Regions from separate parts of the Homo sapiens genome. Here region 1 is linked to region 2. Evidence: chromatin contacts called from ENCODE Hi-C or POLR2A ChIA-PET data. All regions are on one chromosome and are shown on one strand. Each heading gives the region's core, a stretch centred on a gene start or an enhancer-like site at or near the end of the contact. The rest is flanking DNA. Distances are from core to core; before and after follow the strand shown. Region 1 holds the start of LINC02461 (long intergenic non-protein coding RNA 2461). Region 2 has its middle 190 kb from the start of LINC02461.

Region 1 (3,463 bases), core at 766-3,265, 200 kb after region 2:
AGAAAAACAGTGAATGCCAAAGAAAGACCAGAAGTAAGTACATGAGACAAAAATCCAAGGCAGGAAAAACACTGAAATAATAATAGCACGAAACAATGGAGAATTAAAGAAGAATGGCAAATATGACTGAGTCCTCTAAACAGTTGGCTATAGCTCCACAATGGAAAGTCCTGCTAGGGTCTTTGATTCTGTCCCCTAAACCATCCCAGATAGTTATGTAGCATGTGGCCTCAAAGGAGGGAGATTTTCATCCTTGTCCTAAGGAACATGTTTCTGGGCTTCCCTTATCTCCCTAATCTAATCTTACCTCAAAGCCTGCTGCCACCATTCAGTTATTCTTTTTACCCCTACTCGATATACAAAATAATTATTATTTGTGATATAAAAGTTCTTTTAAGCCCAAGACAGTGACTAAGTTACATCTCAAATATTTTCTAATCAAGATATTCTTATTTTCAAGTACAATATTCCTAGGCCTCTGGTCTGGGTCTCTGTACAGACAACATAGCCGTCACTATGTAGCAAATAATAAAATTAATGTGACTTGCAATATTAATCAACTATTAGACAAAAGTTCATGAGGCGTTGTGCCATTTTTCATGTTAGCAATAGCTTTTAGCATTTTGTTTCTTTATTCCTAAAATATGGAAAAATTCTTTGTCATAGTTGCATTTCAAAATGACCCAAATACTCCTGCCAAAATAAACAACCCTAGGTTTATTTTCATTATAAGTTTCCCTCTCTTTACTGCCCATTGGCTTCATTTTTTAACCTTGTTTTGCCTTTTTTCCCCTCTGAAAACCGAAAATTTAAATTTTCTGGTTTTAAATTTTTTTATGTCTTATTGGAGTTTTAGCTGACTGTAGTCTTTTTCATGTCAGTATTATTCAAGTTTCGGAAAAGTCTCTTTACCATCTATTAACAACTAAATAATTATAAATTGTTGGCCAAAAAAAAGAGAAAGAAGAAAAGAAAAAGAAAGAAAGGAAGAAAGAAAGAAAGAGAAGGAAGGAAGGAAAGAAAGAAAGAAAGAAAGGAAAGAAAGGAAGAGTAGTGGGGGAAAAGAATAAAATTTGCCTGCACCTTTTTGTTGTTTTTTTTTTTCTCTTCTCTTTTTATTTTTTAATTTTGCCTACACCTTTTAAAGCAAAACAATTACATTTTTTCTTTTAGTTTTATAAACTAATGAAATTAATCTGTTCCAACTCAATCAGTTGTTTCATACTGGAAAATGTCACACATCGGGGCTTTTAGGAAGGAATCATTGCCGTGCCTTGGTGAAGGGTGAGTATGGCTTTAACAACTGCTGGTGGAGGAGCCTTGGAGGAAAGAACAGGATAGTAAATGCAATTGCTTGTCTCCTGAGAGTTAACTCACAGTCCAGATGTCCTACCACCTATCTACCTGTAGTCTGAAGGCACTTTGTGAGTAATAAAAGCATGTAAATTGTAAATTCTTCTCCTTTTCTCTTTCAATATCTTACAATGTATCAATGACAATTGCTATTGTTATTGGTAACAGGTTGATGTCATACCGAAGGCTTTGGAGCCAAAAAAGCTTGTGTTTGAACTCCGGCCCCACCATTGTATGGTCTTAGACAAATGACTTAACCTCTTTAAGCCTTGATGTCCATACTGTAAAAAACGAGACAATAAAACCTACTTATTGTAAGGATATAATGACATTATTAACATATCTATTCTATTGCCTGATGCATAGCATAAGCTCAAAAATACTAGTTTTCCTATTCTAAAATGTTTAAAAAAAATTATAATCCATACCTCTTCTACTTCAGAAAGTGTTTTAATACATAAAAGCAGTGATTTAGCAATATCAAATCGAAGTTTGAGAGCCAGAAGAACTTGGAGGACCATTGATTTTAAAGGTTTCTTTGTTTTTTATGAACAACAGGAATTTCCTCTTATGTCTTCAGAACCTTGAGTTTACCAGGAAGACAAGGTGACTGAGATACTTCTTTAAGCCCAGAAACTGAAGAAGGCAGCTGTCAGGGATGGCTTGGAATGTTCTACAAGGTTTATATCAACTGAGGGTTGAAAAATCCTACTTATCCACTCTCCTTACTTTAGAGATGAGGAATTTGAATCTTAGAGAGTTTATGACTTATCCAATTGGTGGTATTACCGAAAACCAAAAGCCAGTTTGCTTCCTAGTTGAATGTTCTTTCCATCATGCCATGTGGAGTTATTTTGAGTCAACCAGAAAATCTGCAAGGACATCAAAATAATGTTCTTTCTCCCTCTGACCTCAGTAATAACCGGTTAAAGATTTAGAATGCTTTAGAGTAAATCCTCAAAGCAGCTGCAGGTCCTCAATGTTCCAGAATAGATATTTTAAGTTCTCCAAATAAAAAATCCCAATAAAGACCTTCTTTTTGCAGTAACTAAAAAAGTTTCCAGCTCTCCTGTCACAAAGTGGCTATTGAGACTTCAAATGTCAGATGATCTCCTTTGAAGCAGCAAAATAGAGTGGATAGAACTCCAGGATGGATGTCAAAAAACTCTGTGATCCTAGTTCTAACTCAAATTTACCTTTCATATGGTATGAGGTAAGCTTTAGATATCTCTGGATTTGAAGTTATTTTTGACTCCTATTTTTCTCACACACTGGTGTGTGTCCATATCTAGCCCAACAGCAAAACTTGGTGGTGCTATATTCAAACTGTATCCAGAATCTGACCACTACTCACCACTGCCACTGCTACCACCTTCATCCAAACCATCATTGTCTCTCCTCCGGATAATGGAAGAAGCCTCCTAATGAGTCCATCTGCCTGCTTCTCCCTTTCCTTCTCTGCACATCAGTAATTCCAGAGTTTGTCAGTGACACTTTCATAATTGACTTGTTCTTCACTTGGTAATCTTAATTTGTTCCTAAAAATCCTCCCACAAAGTAAAATGCCATTATGTGAAAAAGCGTTTTTATGAATTTGAATTTAAAAATTTAGGAAGCATTTTATCCCAACCCAACATACCCAAAGCATTTTTATAGATAGGAAAATATTTTAACTGAACAATAGAAATATTTTTCAATTGTCATGACATTATATAAGTAATGAACATCAAATTGAAAATAAAATAGAGTTTGTTCATAAAATGTAATAACATGAAGGTTTATGTGATGGTGAGTGCTGGTTGGTGGGGGAGTGTTAAAGGCAGTTGTTCTTTGTAAGGTATATTTTGCTCTCTGAACAATTTTGTTTATGAATGTTTTCAACCATTTGGAGGATCATGGTTAACTTGCACTTACAGCACACTTAACATTTAAAGTTATAGCAGAGAAGACAATTTCAGTCAAAATAATAGCTGAAGATGAGAGCACTTGGAAAGATGTGAAAATTTATTTAGTACACAGAGACAGAAAAATTACAAAAGATGTTACCTCATCATCCCTCTCTCTAGTCATACTTAGACAAAATGAAATACTTTCAGTTTATCCAAACACG
Region 2 (3,556 bases), core at 366-2,865:
TTTCTACTAATGATAAAGGAAGACAAATTGGCTCCAAAAAGGAGATACATTATAGATGAGGGCAGGGACCTGGTTTGTCTTGTTTAATGACTGTCTCCCTAGCACCCAAGGGAGGGCCTGGCTCTTGGCAGGTACTATTTATTTCGCTAAGTGAATGAGTGGATGAATGAATGAATAGGTAAGATATCCAAGCTTCTCATGATAGCTAAAACTGATCACTGAAGTAGATTCCAAAAAAGAGTATTATGTTTTCCCCCTCAAAACTTCTTATATGTATGCTTATCTTATTTACTTCCAATTGTTTTGGAACAGTCCCCACTAAAGGCCATCCTGAGTTTTTAAAAATAGTAATCTCCTGATTCTGTGTGAATTTCACCAGTGTTTCTATGAATGTTGTCTCTTGTTTCTAGGATCCATTTCAGCATACCACAGTACATTTGGTTGCTATGTCTCTCCAGTCTCCTTTGGTCTGTGACTGTTTCCTAGTTTTTCCTTGTTTTTGATGACCTTGAGGCATACTGGCCAACTATCTGGTGTAATGTCCCCCAATATAGATGTTTCTGACATTTTTCTCATGATTAGAATGGAGCTATGGGGTTTTGGAAAGAATACCACAGAGGCGAAATGTCCTCCTTATCACATGATGTAAGAAGGTACATGGTATCCACATGGAATCACTAGCAATGTTAAACTGAAGTTGTTTGTACCATGTTAATATAATTACTTAACACATCTATAGTTAATTCAATGCTATGGTCTAAATGTTTGTGTCCTCCCCAGATTAATATGTTAAAACCTGATTGATGATCAGTGTGATGGTGTTAGGACGTGGGGTATTTGGTAGGTGATTAGGTCATGAGAACAGAACCCTCGTGAATGAGATTTGTGCCCTTATAAAACAGGCTCTAGAGAGTTGCCTTGCCCCTTCCACCACCCTGGGAGGACACAGCTAGATGGTGCCATCTATGAACCAGAAGAGGCCGTCTCCTCATCTGGCTGTGCCTTGATCTTAGACTTTCCAGACTCTATGAGAAATTGATTATTGTTGTTTATAACCACTCAGTCTAAGGTATTTTGTCACAGCAGTCTAAATGGACTAAGACATGCAAAAATGTCACTTTAAACTTTCTGATATAGAAGATCTCAATCTCATCTCCTTAAATTCAGAAATGAAAACCTCTCTTCTTCTGCTTATCTTCTAGAAAGTAAGATTATGTGTGTATTTTCGTGTGTGGTCTTACGCACAATAAATACTATATAACCTAATATTTTCCTCTTTGTCTGAAGAACAATGGTGAAATATGCTTAATAAGTTAACAGGGAGGAATTTTCTCTAAGGTTCTTGGTTCATTTCTGAGATCCAGATAGGAACTTTGATGGCAGGGGGCTCAACTTAGCCCTCCCAGTATTAGCACATTAGGTACCTTATAAAGTGTAATTTATTTAATGTCCCGCCAGCCATACCACCCTTAAGTGTGATGTCATCAACACATTAAATGAGAACATTTGAGACTTCCAAGTTAAAAAAGAAGTAAATTTTGGCAGGGAACTCAGAAGGTGGTACGGAAGCGGTAGTGTGGTCTCCTTTCAGTTGCACCTGAGTAATGCAGTAATGCTGATGAGTAATGCAGAGGTCAGTGTGCTGGGTGCTGATCAGCAAAAATAAAGAGATATAAAACTGAGAGTCAGACCCCTTTATTCTTAAAAAACACTGAGATGTTTCCCTCTGCCTGATTTTTTGTGGGAATATTTATACTGGAACTTATCCAAAGTTGAGTCAAGTCCGGGTGAGTGAAGCAGCCTCCAGGGAATAGTGTGCCTGTCCAAAACAGGTAATTACCTTGGCCAGAGTTTGCTATATGAATGCACACTTTGCTCCCAACAAAGCCTTTAACTTGCTCAGCCTCTCTCTTGAATTGGGCCCATTGTGCCTCACTAAACTTTTGAAATTTTATTGGCTCTTCATATTTTACTTTCTGTCTTTAGATACAATTTAACGCATTTACTGTCACAATGCACTCAAGCGCTGTGACTAAGAAAGTAAGAGATAACTGTGGATAGACAAGAAAGAAAATTTCTAGATTGAAGATGCACGTTGACTCAAACTGTTATTTCAGAAAGAGCATCTTAATGTCTTCTAGATCAATAACTCTTTTTGAATATCTTTTATGTGCAAATCAGTATGTTAGATTCAAATATGTACAAAGAGAAATAAGGAATGGTGCTACCTTTACATAATACGTTGTGAGACAAGGATCAAATCCATAATTAATCAATAATCAAATCCAGCATATAGATATATAACTATATTTATTCATTTATTTATTTATTGAGACAGAGTCTCATTCTGTCACCCAGGCCGGCGTGCAGTGGTGCCATCTTGGCTCACTACAACCTCCGCCTCTTGGGTTCAAGTGATTCTCTTGCTTCAGCCTTCTGAGTAGCTGGGATTACAGGTGTGCGCCACCACACCCAGCTAATTTTTGTATTTTTAGTAGAGATGAGGTTTCACCATGTTGGCCAGGCTGGTCTCGAACTCCTGACCTCAAGTGATCCACCCACCTCAGCCTCCCAGAGTACTGGGATTACAGGCGTGAGCCACCTCACGTGGCCAGCATGTTAAATATAGTAAAAATAGAATGAAAATATAGCAATTGATTTTGTGAAGCTCTTTACGTTGTTAAAATAGAGGTATGCAAATTGGATGAAAGCTCACTTTGTTAAGAGGTAAAGGGAAACCTTAAGTGGCTTGCATTTGGTTATCCATAAGCATTCTGAGTCTCATAGATAAAACCTGGGATTTTATTATGAGGTTATTATCACACTGAACTAGAAGTCAACCTCAGACCTCTCAGCTGCATAACTTGGCAGTTCCAAATACTGCGCCCACATTCCTTGGCAAAAACAAGCTCCCAAGAATTTTGAGTTCTTAACCTCTACATTTTCTTGGTGGTATGTCATCAACCACACCTGTAGGCACGATCTTTGTTCCTTTAACATTCCATTGAGCTTTGTACAAACAGTTAATCTACCCAACACATACTCTCAATTTTCAGAGTATTGGATGATGCAATAAATATTGAGAGACTTGCAGAGATAAAACAAGCGAAAGCATTCTAGTGATTCTTATTTTTTATTAATTCTGAGATGTCTTTCATAATCTATGAATTTTCTATTTAGGTTTTATTTTGAAAGGCACTGGCCCAGAATAAAGACTCTTATCTCTCATTTCTAGGAAAGGCATTGTGTCTCAGGGTATCCTTACCTTTTTCGGTTTGTTTTCTCCATATTTTGGGCCTGGGAAGGGTAGGAGCTTGATTTTTCTTGTTTTCATATATTCCCAGCAATGCATTTAAAATAAAATTTTATATTTGATTCAGCATTTAGGATCTTATTGTTCAAGGGCTATTGAAAATATTTAGTTCACCATACTTTTTAAATTCGAAGTTTTCTCTAGAAACTCAAAGGAAGTGGAATAAATGAGTATGACTTTATCTCATTCTTTTCAGCTCTATCTCATGCTCTAGCCATAAAACACTCTTTTTTTTTTTGCAAT

What was found. Hi-C counts contacts between places; a loop is a spot of excess contacts on that map. ChIA-PET counts read pairs that join two places held with the same protein, here RNA polymerase II (POLR2A). Pooled maps may share reads with other maps.
Region 1: a pooled map shows a loop between it and region 2 (2.2-fold over the local background). The contact joins the promoter of LINC02461 here to the enhancer-like site in region 2. A Hi-C loop is called at or near these places in 1 of 168 maps with a recorded cell type or tissue (PC-3) and 1 of 50 pooled maps. POLR2A ChIA-PET finds 5 or more read pairs at or near these places in 1 of 52 experiments (MCF 10A).

The regions. Positions count from the first base shown.
Region 1 is chr12:43,153,300-43,156,762 of GRCh38, forward strand. It overlaps LINC02461 (long intergenic non-protein coding RNA 2461), which reads left to right and starts at 2,016. Exons shown (of 4, transcript NR_146866.1): 1 at 2,016-2,566.
Region 2 is chr12:42,958,641-42,962,196 of GRCh38, forward strand. No RefSeq gene overlaps it. Among named protein-coding and RNA genes, the nearest start is that of LINC02461, 190 kb to the right of the region's middle. RefSeq lists an enhancer at 1,979-3,178. Within about 2 kb of position 1,616, at least 6 of the 41 ENCODE cell types and tissues checked have a DNase peak (open chromatin) inside an H3K27ac peak, as active enhancers do; they include PC-3, where a contact is called at or near this core.